Linked DNA regions of Homo sapiens: region 2 is linked to region 1. Evidence: chromatin loops called from intact Hi-C (ENCODE). Cell type or tissue: Calu3. All regions are shown on one strand. Links, peaks and the distances in the headings refer to the core of each region. The heading gives the core; the rest is flanking DNA.

The links. Peaks named below come from ENCODE experiments on the same cell type or tissue, not always from the same donor. Only the 100,000 strongest peaks of a DNase experiment are listed, where the experiment ranks them.
Region 2: a loop joins it to region 1, with 1.8 times the contacts of the local background. A loop is called at or near these places in 2 of 110 quality-filtered maps.

Annotation. Positions count from the first base shown.
Region 1 is chr5:6,817,590-6,825,929 of GRCh38, forward strand. The region is part of intron 1 of LINC02236 (long intergenic non-protein coding RNA 2236); the gene reads left to right. Among named protein-coding and RNA genes, the nearest start is that of MIR4278, 6.2 kb to the right of the region's middle. RefSeq lists an enhancer at 5,543-6,127. In Calu3, for the core only: a CTCF peak has its summit at 3,462 (motif pointing right); DNase peaks (open chromatin) are centred at 3,482 and 5,602.
Region 2 is chr5:6,896,465-6,904,804 of GRCh38, forward strand. No RefSeq gene overlaps it. Among named protein-coding and RNA genes, the nearest start is that of MIR4278, 73 kb to the left of the region's middle. In Calu3, for the core only: no CTCF peak of the experiment used is centred there; a DNase peak (open chromatin) is centred at 4,547.

The DNA.
Region 1 (8,340 bases), core at 177-8,176:
CACTCACGGACCTCCAGACATAGGTGAGAATCAGTTCTTTTTCTTAATTTTTTTAAATTTTATTATTAAATTTTTTTTTATTATACTTTAAGTTCTAAGGTGCATGTAACGTGCAGGTTTGTTACATATGTATACATGTGCCATGTTGGTGTGCTGCATCCATTAACTCATCATTTACATTAGGTGTATCTCCTAATGCTATCCCTCCTCCCTCCCTCCACCCCAGGACAGGCCTCAATGTGTGATGTTCCCCTTCCTGTGTCCAGGTGTTCTCATTGTTCAGTTCCTACCTATGAGAGAGAGCATGCGGTGTTTGGTTTTCTGTCCTTGTGATAGTTTGCTCAGAATGATGGTTTCCAGCTTCATCTATGTCCCTACAAAGGACATGAACTCATCCTTTTTTATGGCTGCATAGTATTCCATGGTGTGTCTATGTGCCACATTTTCTTAATCCAGTCTGTCATTGATGGACATTTGGGTTGGTTCCAAGTCTTTGCAATTGTGAATAGTGCCGCAATAAACATACGTGCGCATGTGTCTTTATAGCAGCATGATTTATCATCCTTTGGGTATATACCCAGTAATGGGATGGCTGGGTCAAATGGTATTTCTAGTTCTAGATCCTTGAGGAATTGCCACACTGTCTTCTGAGAATCAGTTCTTTATTTCCAAATCCATGTCTATCCTCCTGAGCTATTTGTGTGTATGTGTGTGCATTATTTGTGTGTTTGTACATCATGCAAAGTAATGAGATGTTTAGAGGCAATGGCAAAAAGGAACAAACTGTCTTGCTTATTTTATTCCCCCCAAGTCTCTTCTTCCCCCTTCCAGCCTGTTTTTATGTATAATCTTCTGGTGGGGTTGGGAAGTGTGGACAGTGAAGGGAAAGCACCTTGCAAATTCTTGTCAATTTTCTCTAACTAGGAGGGTCTCATGCTTGTGTCAGTGCCACAAGCTGAAGGCCACCAAGAGGATATCTAAAGGTTAACAAGCTGGGTTTATTACTCATTTTGACAAGAAAGAACACACATGGTGAAGAACAATAAGGCGTCTCAGTAGGAGAAGGAGGTATAGGATTTGGGCTTTGGTTGGGTGATTGGGAGAGGGTGTAAGGCAGCAGGTGTTTGCTGTGGATTGGTTGCTGTCAGAAAGCAGGGAAGATCCTATGATTGCGTCTCCCCCATGTGTCTTAGTCTCATCTGTAGGGAGGGCAAGCTGCGGTGAAGATAAGCCTGCAGGGGATAAGAAGCAGCTGTCACTCACTCTAATCAGGAGGTGGTACAGCGACCTTGTTTTTGTCTGTGCTTAGACAAAATTATAAAGCTCCTTGGTTTGTCTCACTTACTCCTGCTCTGAGTAAGCTCACCGGGGGAGCTGTTCTGTGAGAATGTTTATGTCCAAGAGAAAAATAACCTGACCCCCCTGTGAGCGTCAGGGTCTGCTTTGATTTCTTCCTTCCTCACCTGGCGACCTCCTTACTGAACCCAGTGGTTTCTCATATGTTTGTCCTTGACTCTGTGTGTGCACATGTGATTGTGTGCATACATGTGTGTCTATGGGGCAGAAAGGGGAAAGGAAAGTAGAACTCATTTCAGGCCTCATGTAAACAACCAGAAGGTAAAACTTCGCATCTCACCCCGCTCCACTTGTATTTGATCGCTGTTTAATGGCAGGCGGCTCTGGACAGAGCTAATTTTCCTCTGAGTCAACCTCACAAATCTTGTTTTCTTTATTCTCTCATCACCTCCCTCCCTCTTCTGCCTGATGTTGCCGGCCCCCTTGTGGAATAATCTCAACAGCATGGGCTATTTTGCTGTTTTGCTGCGTCTCTATTTAGGGGCACTGATTTGTTCCAAAGTTACTTGAAGAATCATCTGTGATGGGTGGTCCCATAAGGGCGTGGCTCATCAGTTTTTCTGGAAGCAATTGAAAGCCCAGAAATGTATTAGGGCTCAAGCATTGCAATAAAGCCCAGAACTGAAATTCCTGTGTGGGAACTGCAGGATTATATGAGAAATAAAACAAAACAAACCAACAAAAAACCCAAAGACAAAACAAACAAACAAAAGAATGGGGAAAAAAAGGTGATATGAGGAAGGATCACTGGGAGGTGCTGTTTCTCCACTGAGGCTAACGGGGTTGAGCAGTGGGCTCTGAGCTTTGTTTAACTTCTCTCCTCTGTATTCCGAAGTGTGCTGCGTGGCTTGCGGTCTGTGAAGAATTGTCGCAGCTCTTGCCTGGCAGCTTATCACTGTCGGTTATGCTTCTTTCCAGTCACACCTTGCTCCAAATGACTTAGCTGATGTCTTCCTCTCAGAAGTGTACCTGACTAATCCTTTTCTTCTATGATTTAATTTGGAAGGGAGCTGCTTTTTTCCCCTTCCTTTTTGCATTTATTCAGGTACTATGACAGCTTACAGTTGACGAAGATTGCATTTTCTGATGGAGAGTGGTATAAGCGAGCTTGAAATTTTGGGTTAGACCTATTCCTCCCTTAAGAATGTCAAACTTAAAATATTTTTCAAATATACTGTGTGACAGAAACATTTATTGCTCAGTGAAAATCCATGTGACACCCACATTTCCCAGAGCCTTGGGGTTAGGCAGGGCCATGTAGCAAGCTCTGGAGAGTGGTCCTCAGCATGACCGTTGGGCTTCTAAAGCATTTAAGAGAAGAGGCATGGCCCTTCAGTTCTCCCTTCACTGATGCAGTGCCCTGGAAACCATGCAATCCAAATGGTGCAGCCATAAGGAGCAATTCACCTGGGCCTCCAAGTCGCTGCTTGAAGCTGAGAGTCCTTAGATAGTGGCTGAAACCACAGAAGACTTGTGGGGTGAGTGGGTGGGGGGTCAAATGGAGCTTTATGCAAAGCCACTGAGATCTGAGGGTTGGTTTGTTACTGCAGCATAACACATTCTGATTAATACAAAAATATTTAAATGCTAGAAACTACTGCATCTGCAATAACTAAGAAATAAACTAATGCATTACTAACAGAGATAATTAACAATTTAATAGCATTTAAAAAGTTGGAATCTTGATGCTTAGGAAATAGAATTTGTGGAGTTTCTGTGAAGGGGCTTTTTGAGAGAATGAAGGGCTAGCAGTCAGTGACATTGTTTGACTTCACATCAAATGTCTTCCTTTTCGTTACCTTCATACAGGCTCTGAGCATAATTGGAGTCATTTAAACATTTTTACTCATAAATAGAAAAATTTTTATTTTTTGGAAAGAATGGCAAAAAGGAAAAGGGAGGCATTTGCCATGAAAGTGTGAGAAAATGATTGCGTTAGGTGGAAGTACCTGGGCTGTGAGCAGCGATGCATGAAAGAGAAAGGAAAAGCTCTGTGTATTCACGATTCTAAGAGCCTAGAGGAAAAGCTCTGTTGCTGATTCTTCCAAGAGCCTAGAGAGGTTGAACTTTAAATCAGACAGTTCCTAAGTGTGGCCTCTAGAGGTCGCCACCATCCCACGACAGCTTGGTGGTTGAGCGGTGGGTGATAAACGAGGAAGACTGTAGGGGCGCCTGTTCGCGTGTAAAGACTATAAGAAACTTCATTTGTTTTTGCATTCTGGAAATAATGTTCATATGCAGCAGTTTTAAAAATCGATGTTAGAGAATGCAGTTAAAATTCTCTCCTAAATTTAGTTATTTCTTAATAAAATCCAAATGTTTGCAGAAGTACATGTTAAACAAAACAGGAGGTGACTGTGTGATTTAAAAAATAATTCCCGTTAGGATTTCTTTAAATGTTAACCATTCTACTTCATTTCATCAATTTAGAATAATTTATTTATGGCAACATTTTAGAAGTAGACTTAATAAAGAAAAGTGTACCAGGATAGTTTAATCTGATTTAACTCAATATTAAGTTTCCTGAACTCTATAGACTATACACAGTCATATATAACCAGAACTATTCCTTGGGTGACTTCCCAGAGGCACATTTTGTTAATAGTCTTTTGGGCGATTTTCTTGCTCATCATGAAACCATAGTAGGTGCTAAAGTACTTCCTCGTTAATTTTTTGTTTTTCAAAATTTTCTGTAAAAATCATGGAGTTAAATAGAATATGCATACACACATTATTTATTTTAAAAGTATTTTGCTTTTTCCAAACAGTGGGAAACATTCAAAGTGTGTTTCTGGGGTAATAGCAGCTTTTTAGAAAGTTTTTAAGAACCTGAGAACTAAAGAGATGATGTTTTAGCATTTATTCACTTTGTCCCTCAAAGCACGGCAGAATTATTTAGAGCTGCTTGTTTGCCTCTTTTTAGACATCTCGTTAGGATTCAGACTGTTTCTTGCACAGGGGAGATCTCAGCCTGAGGAAAACATGATGTAGAATGCATTGGGAAGATTCCAGTAAGATCAAGGGGAGGGGGCTTGGAGATGGAAAATGGGCCAGGACTTTCCGCTGTGCCCCACTTCTGCCTTGCAACCCTGTCGTCAACACGGGGATGGTGACCACTATAAGCACAGCTGCATTTGCTTCAAGACATAAAATGCAGACTTCCCTGCTTGGTGTGAAGGTGCCACAGGCAAGCAGACTGACACAGGCTCTGGAGGGAAATCGTGCATCCTGTCTGTTGCACGCGAGGATGCGATGGCCACAGTGATGCTCCAACCCACGTCTGTTAAGTGGGAGCAGAGCCAGGAGCTGGGCGATGGAACCCATGGTTTCTGAAACAGGAGAGTTGCTGCTTCACAGCGTGGAGGTGCACAGTCCAGCCTCTCACAGTTGCCTTGGCTAGCAGCAGAGCAAGGGAGGATCAGGTGGATAGTGTGGTGATTACAAATGCAGCTCGATGCTTTCAGTTGTGGCACCAAATACATTCTAATATTTAAAAGGACCTGTGAATTGTAAGAGCTGGAAAACTAATCGAAGATGGACAGTGCACCCTGGTGACAGACTCATTCCCCTAGTCTGGTGTTGAGGACATACTATGCTGTTAGTGCTTACCATGTAGGAGGTCAACACACTGAAGGAAACTCAGCCACTTTCTCATTCATAACTGCACAATAATGGCCTCCATTATGCTTTTTGGAGGACCCCTTTTTTGGACCACAGCTAATCGGGCTTCCATCTGTCACCCAGGTGTCCCTTGGCCAGAGTCATTGCCCTCGAGGTTTCCCTCAGTGTGGCTGGCTCAGCTGGCTGCCTGCGTGGGCAGCTCCTATCACCTCTGCCAATTCTCCAGCTTGCTTTCTTCTGACTTTCTCAGTCACTGCTGAAAGTGGGTTTGCAAAGCAGTTTCTTCTTCCCCCACAGCGCCCTGTCCCACCAGGCTGGTATGAAACCCCGGCTGCCTTCCCTAGAAATCCCAGCAAACCAAACCAAACCTCTGTGAGGATCCCTGACGAGGCCCCGGTGAGGGAGGACCCGAGGCAGGACACACTCCACCGCCCGGCCGCTCCTCCTGTGCAGGCCCCTCACCCTCTACGCGCTGCTCCGAGTCCAAGGCTCCCAGTCAGCCGCCTCTGGGTGCCTTAGACCACCGAGGGTCCAGAGTGGGGGACCTGGGAACCTTTCCCCCGACTCTGCTCTGCCGATGTTTTCCGCCCACACGGCGGCAGCACCACTGTGTCCCCTGGGGAGACCTGCTGTTGTTCCGGCTTCCCCTCCCACAGGGCTGACCCGTGCACCTCTTCCATTTGCCTCTCCAGCCAGGGGTGGCTGTCGCTTTCTGCTGTTGCTCACCCTCCCTGTTTGCTGCTCGGCCCCCTCCGTCACGGGTGACCAATCCCCTGCACGGAGTTCTCTCTGTTGTTCAAGTGGCCCAGTTGTTTCCCTGGCCAGATCCTCAAGGACACAGTTGTCTCCTTCCTCCGCTGACTCTTTCATTTTCTTCTATTCCATTTTGTCCACGAATATTCCTCTGTCTTCCAGAAGTAGGTGATTCTGACACCTAAGCCTCGTGGCTGTTCCCATTCCTCTGAGGAATGCAGTCCTGACAGCATCCTTATCCCCCCGGGGATCAGTGCTTCCTGAGTCGTAGAGAACTGTTTCTGTACCTTGTTGTGAATAACTAGACAACATTTTGTCTTACCTAATCAAAATGTCCCCCAAAATCCTTAGGTTCTTTTAAAATGAATACATTTTTACACTTTGGGTTACAATCTGAAGATTAACACCAGTGCAATATATGATTAGTTTAGAAGCCTCCCTTTCTAGTACATGAAAAAAAAAAAAGCAATGAGTTTTATGATCAAAGTTAAAGAATTAGCCTCTATATACCTTGAGAGGTGTCAGTCAAGCACATTTGATCTGCATTGATTCTGGTTTTGTTTTCAGGCATTCTAGAGTTTCCATTTATTGGACATCCTATGTCTATTTTTTGTTTATCTTATACATCTAAATCTTTTTCTTCTGATAGGAAATGTTTCCTGCATTCTGGGTGATTTTATGCAGCTTGTCTGAGGAAGTGCTAATTCTGTTAACTCCCCAGTGTTGATTCTCCGTTTTATTCTGTGCACTGTGGGCTTACCTCCTGGGTGGTATCACTCTGTGCTGCGACTTCTCGGCATAAACAGAGCTCTTTTTCTTGCTCTGATCCCGCCCCGGCTCTTCTTTGATCTTCTGTTTCATGGAGCTCACCTGAACGTCTCCAGCCTCAGCAGCTTCCGATGGCCCTGCAAGTTGATGTTCCTGAGCTCCTATACAATTCCGGGTATATTTCTGTGTTTTTAAGGACTTTAAAATAAACATATACGCCACCTACTGTATGATTCCAACTACATGACATTCCGGAAAAGGCAAAACTATGGAGATGGAAAAAAGACATCAGTGGTTGCCAGGACCTGGGGGGAGGGAGGGATGAACGGGCAGAGCCCTGAAGAATTTCAGGACAGTGAAAATGTATGATACTGTAATCATGTGTATCCATGTCATTCTGCACTTGTCCAAACCACAGCATGCACAATTCCAATCGTGAATCCTGGTGTAAACTATGGATCTAGGTGATTAGGATGCATCAGTACAGGTCCACCAGCTGTCATGACTGAACCGCTCTGGTGCAGGGTGCTGATAGTGGGGGAGGCCGGATGGGTGTGGGGTACGAGTATATAACTCTCTGTACCTTCTGCCCAATTGTGCTGTGAACCTAGAACTGTTCTAAAAAATAAAATCTATTAAAATATGTACATATGCATGCAACAATTCTCTATGCAATTAAAAATAATATAGGGACTTTAGAATAAACCATAAATGCCATTTACTCCTTTAAGTGACCCCTGACAGTTTCCTCCCTAGAAGGAGCCACTATTAACAATCATGCCTGTATCTCTCTAGATCCTTTTCTGTGCCTTCACATGTACTTACACGCACACTCACACGCACTTACTAATGCCCTCACACACACAGACACATGAACACATCCATACACACTCACACACACAACTGTAAAATGTAAACAGGATTCTACTTTACATGTTCCCTTCATGATTTTTCTAACAATCTTCAAAACCTTAACATGTCAGAACATACTATCAGAATTCATTCTTTTTCACTGGTTCATCATGTTACTCGTTTCCCTCTTGGGTTGTTTTCATCTTCTTGAGTAGTTGGCGATTCTTAAACATATACCCTGAATATCAATCTTTAGCCTATGGTATATGTTGCAAATATTTTCTCTTATTTTTCTAATTTTCCCTTTTTTTATGGTGTTCTTTGGTCACAGGCATGTTTTAAATGTTCATGTAGTGTTTCCTTTGACTTCTGAATTTTGTGAGCTAGAATTTACAAAATTCTATATTTACAAAATATTCTATATTTACAAAATTCTAGCTCAGAGAATCCTTCCCCATTATAAGATTATGAAGCTATTTTGATATTTTCTTCCATTCTTTCAAAATCATTTAGAATTTACTTTTGGCCATGGTATATCTAATTTTATATTTCTCCTTAATGGATGGCCAGTTACTTGAAAACCATTGAATACATGGAGGAAAGCATTTTTCCACACTGATTAAAAAATGCCACCTTAGTGATATGTCTAGATTTTCTGTTTAGTTCTATTGATTTGTCCTTTCCTCCATAAACACATTATGTAAATTTCTATAACAAGACAATATGTTTTGATATCTGGCCTATTTCCCTTAATTGTGTGTTTTAAATCAGAATTTATTAGTTTTTTTTTTTTTGCATTTATTTACTCTGCCAGATGAATGTGGGAATCAGTGTGTCAGGTTCTAAAAACATACTGTTGTAATTTTGGTCAGGATTGCATCGAATATGCAGATCAAGTTTGGGAACCTTGGGAACCTCCACAGGTGTTTGGATACAGATCTTGCACATTTCTTGTCAGCTGCATGTCTAGGCTTTCTGTTCCTCTCGTTA
Region 2 (8,340 bases), core at 276-8,275, 79 kb after region 1:
TTCTGTGTTGTGAATTGAAGGGTGTCCTAGGGCTGGAATTTTAGAAGTGTCAGTAATGGTGTTTTCATTGTTATGTAAATTAAACAGGCACACTCCCACCCTCCCAACAGAGGATCAGCCCACCTGACACACTTGACAGAGGTGAAGAAGTTGGGGAGAAAGGAGGTTCATAGGGTTGTGCATAGGCAAAAGGCAGAAGTGGCATTTCTGTGTGAGACACCCAGAAAAGGTAAAAATATTTTAATGTTATACATCCCAAGGACAGTTAAGTGATTTTCCTTCAAATACAGAGAATGATCTAAAACAAAGCTAAGCAAAATTGTACACAATTTGGAAGAGACACAAGCTTAATAATCCAATCTTTATGACTAAGGCAAAATAGAATAAACAATGAAAAATAGCAGGAACTTTTGAAATAGCAAGTTTATGGAAACTTTCTTTGATCATGTTGAAACACAACTGAAACTAAATATAAATTATATTTGTATATAATATATACATTATATTTTGATATGGTTTGGCTGTGTCCCCACTCAAAGCTCATCTCAAATTGTAATCCCCATAATCCCCACCTGTTGAGGGAGGGACCTGGTGGGAGGTGACTGGATCATGGGGGTGGTTTCCTCATGCTGTTCTTATAATAGTGAGTGAGTTCTCTCAAGCTCTGATGATTTTATAAATGTTTGACAGTTTCTCCTTCACATGCGCTCTCTCTCACCTGCCACCATGTAAAACATGCCTGCTTCCCCTTCCACCATGATTGTAAGTGTCCTGAGGCCTCCCAAGGACATTATTCACAGAACTAGAAAAAACTATTTTAAAATTCATATGGAACAAAAATGAGCCTGAATAGCTAAGGCAATCCTAGGCAAAAAAAAAAAACCAACCAAGGCTGGAGGCATCATGCTACCTGACTTCAAACTATACTACAGGGCTACAGTAACTGAAACAGCATGGTACTGGTACAAAAACAGACACATCAACCAATAGAACAGAATAGAGAGCCCAGAAAGAAGACTGCATGCCTATAACCAGCTGATCTTTGACAATGCTGACAAAAACAAACAATGGGGAAAGTACTCCCTATTTGATAAATGATGCTGGGATAACCATATGCAGAAGATTGAAAGCGGACTCCTTCTTTACATCGTATACACAGATCAACTCAAGATGGATTAAAGACTTAAATGTAAAATCTGAAACTATAAAAACCCTGAAGACAACCTAGGCAGTACCATTCAGGACATAGTCATGGGCAAAGCTTTCATAAGGAAGACTCTAAAAGCTATCATGACAAAAGCAAAAATTGACAAGTGGGATCTAATTATACTAAACAGCTTCTGCACAGTAAAATAAACTATCAACAGAGTAAACAGATAACCTACAGAATAGGAGAAAATATTAATATTTGCAAACTGTGCATCTGGCAAAGGTCTAATATCCAGCATCTATAAGGAACTTAGATACTTTTACAAGAAAAAATGAAACAACTCCATTAAAAAGTGGGCAAAGGACATGAACAAACACTTTTCAAAAGACATATATGCAGCCAACAAGCATATGAGAAAAAGCTCAATATTACTGATCATTAGAGAAATGCAAATCAAAACCACAATGAGACACCATCTTACACCAGTCAGAAAGGGTATTACTAAAAAGTCAAAAAATAACAGATGTTGGTGAGGTTGCAGAGAAAAGGGAACACTTATACACTGTTGGTGGGAGTGTAAATTAGTTCAACCATTGTGGAACGCAGTGTGGCGATTCTTCAGAGCTAAAAACAACTACCATTCGACCCAGCAATTCCATTACTGGATATATACTCCCCAAAATGTAAATCATTCTACCATAAAGACACATGGATGCGTATGTTCATCGCAGCACTATTCACAATAGCAAAGACATGGAATCAACCTGAATGCCCATTAATGGTAGACTGGATAAAGAAAATGTTGTACCTATACACCAGGGAATACTATGCAGCCATAAAAAAGAACAAGATCATGTCCTTTGCAGGAACATGGAGCTGGAGGCCACCATCTTTAGCAGTAACACAGGGACAGAAAACCAAATACTGAATGTTCTCACTTGTAAGTGGGAGCTAAATGATAAGAACTTATAAACACAAGGCTGGGTGTGGTGGCTCTCTTCTGTAATTCCAGAACTTTGGAAGGCTGAGCTGGGGGATCTCTTGAGGCTAGGAGTTCGAGGCCAGCCTGGCCAACATGGTGAACCCCCCAGCTTTACTAAAAATACAAAAATTAGCCGGGCATGGTGGCACATACCTGTGATACCAGCTATTCATGAGGCTGAGGCACGAGAATCACTTGAACCCTGGAGGCGGAGGTTGCAGTGAACCAGGATAGTGCCACTGCACTCCAGCATGGGTGAGGAAGCGAGACTTTATAAAAAAAAAAAAACTATGAACACAAAGAAGGAAACAGCAGACACTGGGGTCTAGTTGAGGGTGGAGGGTAGAAGGAGAAAGAGGATCAGAAAAAATAACCATTGAGTACTAGGCTTAGTACCCAGGTAATGAAACAATATGTACAACAAACCTCTGTGACACGAGTTTACCTATATAACAAACCTGCACATGGGCCACTGAGCCTAAAATAAAAGAAAGATACAAAAATACGTATTAATGTAGTATATTATATGTGTAATATATATTTTATTATAATATTAGATATTGTAATACTGTATTATGATGTGCAATACAATAAAAATAAATACCTTTAGGAAGTAAATGCCCCTGTAGATCTGAAGGACGCTTAGAAAGTCATGGGAGGTTCTAGACCTGCACGTGATCAGAGCATGCCAAGATAAACATCCTCGCAAAGTTTTTCTTTCCCTAAGACAAGCAGCACAGAGAACACTGAGGTCCACATTCCCGGCTTCCTGGTCGGCCTCCTACACTTACTGGCCTGATGACCTTCTGGCTCATTTTGTTGTGGGTGAAGTGGAGATTATAATGTTGCCAACCTAACAGGACTGGTATGAGGATCCAGTGAGTTAACACACACACGAGGCCTGCAGAGCCGTGCTTGGCATTCAGTCAGCTCTCGTGACTGTCAGCCTCAAGGCTACGTAAGCCAGTTCTGGGGATGCTGGCCACATGCTTAGAGACAAGGCTGTCCAAAGAAGCCACTTATTGAAATCCACCTCCGGTTTATAACCTTCTGGCTGGAAATACATTATTGCACTTGGATTTTGTGATATAACTTGAAATAAGCATTGACTGACTTCTTGTAACTGACCTGGATATGTTGTTGGCTAACATATTATGGAGAACTATTGTATGTGCTTTAGGAAGAAAAGCACTAGTTCATTTCAGTGAAATCAGGTTAAAAATAATTTAGGAAATAAAATATAGAGTATTGACCCGATTGCTTTTGGAATGTGAGGACTCAAGGCAGCAAGCTCTAGTTGCAATCAAGCCCAATTACAGGCTGTTTCTTTCCGATGCAGAGGCTTACGTCACTATTTTGAGGTTAGAGAATAAAATATCGATTGAACTGGAAATAGAATTCAAAGCAATTTAATAAGCTCAAATCCTGCTGCTGTTGTTTTCTTCATTTTATTCAAAAAATACTATATGCAGCTGGCCTTATAGCCGTCTGTTTGGGGCAGTTTGTCTGTGGAACAGCTAATTAAGGGGAAGAAGATTTGTCATCTTAAAGAATGCTGACAACTCTAACGACTCTCAGGGAAACAAAATCTTGTTAGAAAACTGTCTCTTTTGTTTTCATTGCTGCTTATTTGGTGTGTCTTTTTGATGGGCAAGGAGGATATTTGGCTATTCTCTGAAAGGGTGCACACCTTCCTCAGAAGGGAGCAACTCATTTCTAAGCATTTTAATTTGTCAATTTTTATTTTTCTTGCTCAGTACGCCATTCTATCTCTGTGGTCTAATAAAAATGCTTTTAATCGTGGTTGCAAATACACATATATGTATATATGTAACATAAAATTTGCCATGGTAATCATTTTTGGGTATAGAATTCAGTGGCATTAATTGCATTCACCATGTTCTACAACCATCACCATGATCTATTTGCAAAACCTTTTAATCACTCCAACTGTGGCCTATTTTTGTATTAGGAAGACTTGAGCATGATTCTGTGTATCGGGGACTCCTCTGGGTGTTTCTGGTGGAGGCGACCCCTGAGGAGAAGAGGCTGCCCTTGTCCCTGCGATGGCTGCAGGGCTGGAGTGCGGAGGGCCATTGCTGCTGGGCAGATGTCCTTGGATTTGAGCTCCATCGGTCAGGGGGTTTGGGATGAGCATGGGATAAGTAGTCATTTTTCTGCGATGTAAGGCCCTCATGGAACAGTGCCTTCCCTTTATCAATTTTTCAGAGAATCAAATCAACTTTGTAACCAGCGATAGCCTTTTCTCCATCACATGGCTCCTCCCTCCTCCCAACAATCAAACACAGAAAACAAAGCATGGCTCCTGCTTGTTGGTTTTGGCAGCCGGAGTGAGGGAGCTGAGTAACGAAGCCCCCTCTCTGTTTTATCGCTTACAGCTTCCGCAATCCTTTTAAGAGATCACATGGGAAACTCCGGCTTTTGAATTTCGTGTGTTCACAGTGGGTGACAAAGGGGAGGCTGAAAGAACAGACCTTGCTCTTTAAGGCCGATTATTTGCTTTTCATCCAAACGTGGTTAAATTATAACCTGGCCCATTCTTCATGGAGCTCTATGAAGTTTCTAACAGAAATTATAGGAGACCATCTGTTTTTTATTTCTTCAGTAAACAAACCTATTAAAAGTGCACTTCTCCCTCACAAGCCTGCAGAATTTGAAATGAACACTGAATAATTTAATGATTTAAAAATAATTTAACCTATTTGGTCCATTTGAATTTATTTAAAAACAAAAACAAGGCTTTAGTGACTTACTGGACAGAAATGATATTCAACTTTGAAAAGCTCATTAGGTGCTAATAAGAATTGAGTTATCATGTCTTCGTAGAAATCTTTTCCTCCTAGAATCAGCTAACGATTTAGAAATTTATAATATTAATATTTATTTATATTATTGATATAATATACTAATAATATATCACTTATAATAGTATAGGTAATATACTTAAGTAATAGTATACTTAATATAGTAATATACTTAAGGGTAATATGTACTTAAGTAATAGTATACTTAATATAATATAGGTTATATATTATAATTGATATATTAATATAATGCCATATATTAAGTATTCATTTATAAATATTAATATTTAGTGCTATTTGCTTAACTCAATCTTGGAAATTTTATTAAAATAGATTTTGTAAAAAAAAAAAAACACAAAAACCTAAGAAAGATGTTCTTCTCCTCTCAAGGAACTTATGTTTTAGGCTATACCCATCAATATGGGCAATATCTGCAACATCACACCAGGAAGAAACTTGTCGAACATGTACATGAGGCTACAGAAGGCCATATTCATAAGCTCTTATTGCTGTGGCACTCAATTTGAATAATGTGAAATGTCATGTGAACTTCAGAATTATGAACTATACACAGAGAAGAGATAGACATGAAGTTTCTGAGTTGTTTTGGCTTTTGTTGTTATTTTTGTGCCTTCCTATACCACTTGGAAAGGCTGAAAAGGGGCAGGGGTGTACAAAAGCTTACTCTAGGCTCAGGGATGTAGAGAAGGTCTTGAGAACACAGCAAGAGAAGAAGAGCAAAGAGGGCACGGTGCATGGGACTGGGTTGGCCTGGATGGGAAAGGAGAAGAGTGGGGCTACAGGTGGACACAGATTGTCACCTGGGCTGGTCCCCAGGGTGTGTCAGCCCCATGGTCCCCAGGTGTCTCCACACCACCCTGTGAACAGTGGCCACCTGGCTGGGCCCTTCTTGTGGCCGATCCTTCATCCTGACCTGTCTTGCCCATCACCTGGCTTAGGTGATGAAGAAATGGGAAGGGCTCAGGTAAGCGTAGGCCTCAGGCCCCAGGAGAGCAGAGACACCACAACTAGAAGCAGAAATTCTTCAAAGAATACAATTCTAGGAATTTTAAAAAATCAATGAGATTTTTATTATAGAAAAAACCAATTTTGGGTTTTCTTTAGCTCCCAGCTTAGTATTATTTTTATCACTCCAAATGTTAGTCAAAATAGAAATAATGCTGAATGGTGAGCTAAAGGACATGCCCATGATCGCCATCATAACATCAGCACTCAAGGCTCTGCAGGTGGTCATTGGCTGTGCAGGCCAATCTGCAGACTTAGTCAAATGCAGTGTTGTGGATGAAACGCAGCAACTGCTCCATCTGCTAACACAGCCAGCTGGCTGGCCCTGAGCACTTCTCCCTGCCTGTCTGTCGTAGGCAGCGATGGGGATGTTGCCAAGCTCATTGTCTAGGGCTTTTTATACCTCGGAGGAGCAGAGCTGGTGCCCTAGTGCATCCTGGTCCCCATGTCAGGGAGCTTGGTGGGATAAGCTGGTTCACACTGTCACTCAGCACACATCAATGGTGCAAAGTCACATACACACACACACACACACAGAGGCCTTGGATGGAGGCCTTTCTAGTTCCTCTAGAAGCAGGAGAGAATGTCAGCATGGGGTGCTGGAAAGTCTATTTGCATGGACCTCATTGGGCCTTTGGGGGAGCACACTAAAAGGCACATTGGAGATGAAGGTGACTTCCCAGGCTGAGATCCCAATCACAAGGACAGATAATGGTTGTTCTTTGACTTCCAGATGTGTCAGGGGTCAGTTGGGAAACCAGAGAGCTTGCAAGCATTATGGGAATAAATGTTGGGGGCTATAAGAAAGGGAAGATCTGGAAAGGGGCAGTCAGGCGTCTTAATTGAAGAAAACCACTGCAGCCTGCAGCCCTTGAACTAGAGTCCAAGCTTGTGGGAAAGTCCAAATCCATTTCTGGGGTGTGAGAAGAGAGGCCATGGAGACACAAGGACATCTCCAGCCACCCTACAGGCTGGATCTCAGTGCCTAGTGGGGGCTTGGGCCATTGTAGGCCAATGGTGATCAGGAAGACAAGCTGGCTGTGGAGCAGATGGCAACAGGGACCACTGGGATGGACGCGTACCTCTGAGTTATCTGTCACCCTTCCCCTGTCCTCACTGTCCAGAGGGATGGCCACTGCCTCACCTGGGCCCTTCAGCTGTTACGTGAGTGCCTCTTGTTAGCAAGCTTGAACCTGGAGCCATGCAGGGAAGGGGATTCAGGGAAACGCAGTCACCTCCTTAGATGGGGACAAAGGGGCTGAGGACAGCAGACAAGGAAGCACACAGGCACGATCAGGGACCTGGAGCACTGCTTCAGGTGGTCAAGTATAGGAAGCACTCCTTACATATGTGGAATATTCTTTCAGAACTGGGTTTGTATTTGAAGGAAGAGAGAGGTAGAGCGAGTCATGACAATGGGGTGGTGGAGAGACCAGTGGGCCTGAAGTCGCACTGTTTTGTGGCCTAACAAAGTCTAAGAGGGTCTTTTCCTGCTCCAATGTAGCCTCTGTGGCCAAAGATTGATCAGGTCTACCTTGGAAAGTAAAGGAGAGACCCGGCTTCTATCTGTGACACTTGGAGGTGATGTCACGGGGAAGAGCCATCTCTGAAGCCAAGAGAGGCCTGGCCACAGCATCAGGAGCCAGTATGGGGCAGTCAGCTGGGGACATGGGGTCTGGATGGAGTGCCATGGCTTGTGGCCTTTTGAAGACAAGACTGGAAGCTGGAGGTACAAGAGAACTGAACTTGGGCAGTGTTGGGCAGGATGAGAACAGCTGCCAACCAGACAGGAGATCACCTGGGCTTTCTAGAGCACAGGAGAGACTGGGAACTGGGGCTCCAACAGTTAGCCTAGTGGGCAGCGGTTTTGTGATTGGCCCCATTGTGCACTGATCACATCCCAGCTGGCATGGCCTGAGCGCCTCTGTCTTGTAGGAAAGGGCAGCGCGTGGCTGGGGTTCTCTGGGTCTCATCATGGTTTGCGGTATTGTGGGTTTTTAAAATATGAGATCGTTTAGAGATACACACTTAATCCTTCAAAGCACCAAAGTAAGAAACACTCAATGACTTTATTGATACCATTAGCATTCTCAGATTCCTTGCGTATGGCACATATTGTACCTGAGATGGAATTTTTTAGCCAGGTAGTCATAACACAGCATGTTTTTTTGGTTGGTTGTTTTCTTGTTTTTTTTTGAGACAAAGTCTTGCTCTGTCACCCGAACTGGAGTATAGTGATGTGATCTCAGCTCACTGCAAACTCCAAGCTATTCTCCTGCCTCGGCCTCCCAAGTAAATGGGATTACAGGCACGCACCGCCACACTCAGCTCATTTTTGTATTTTATTTAATAGAGAC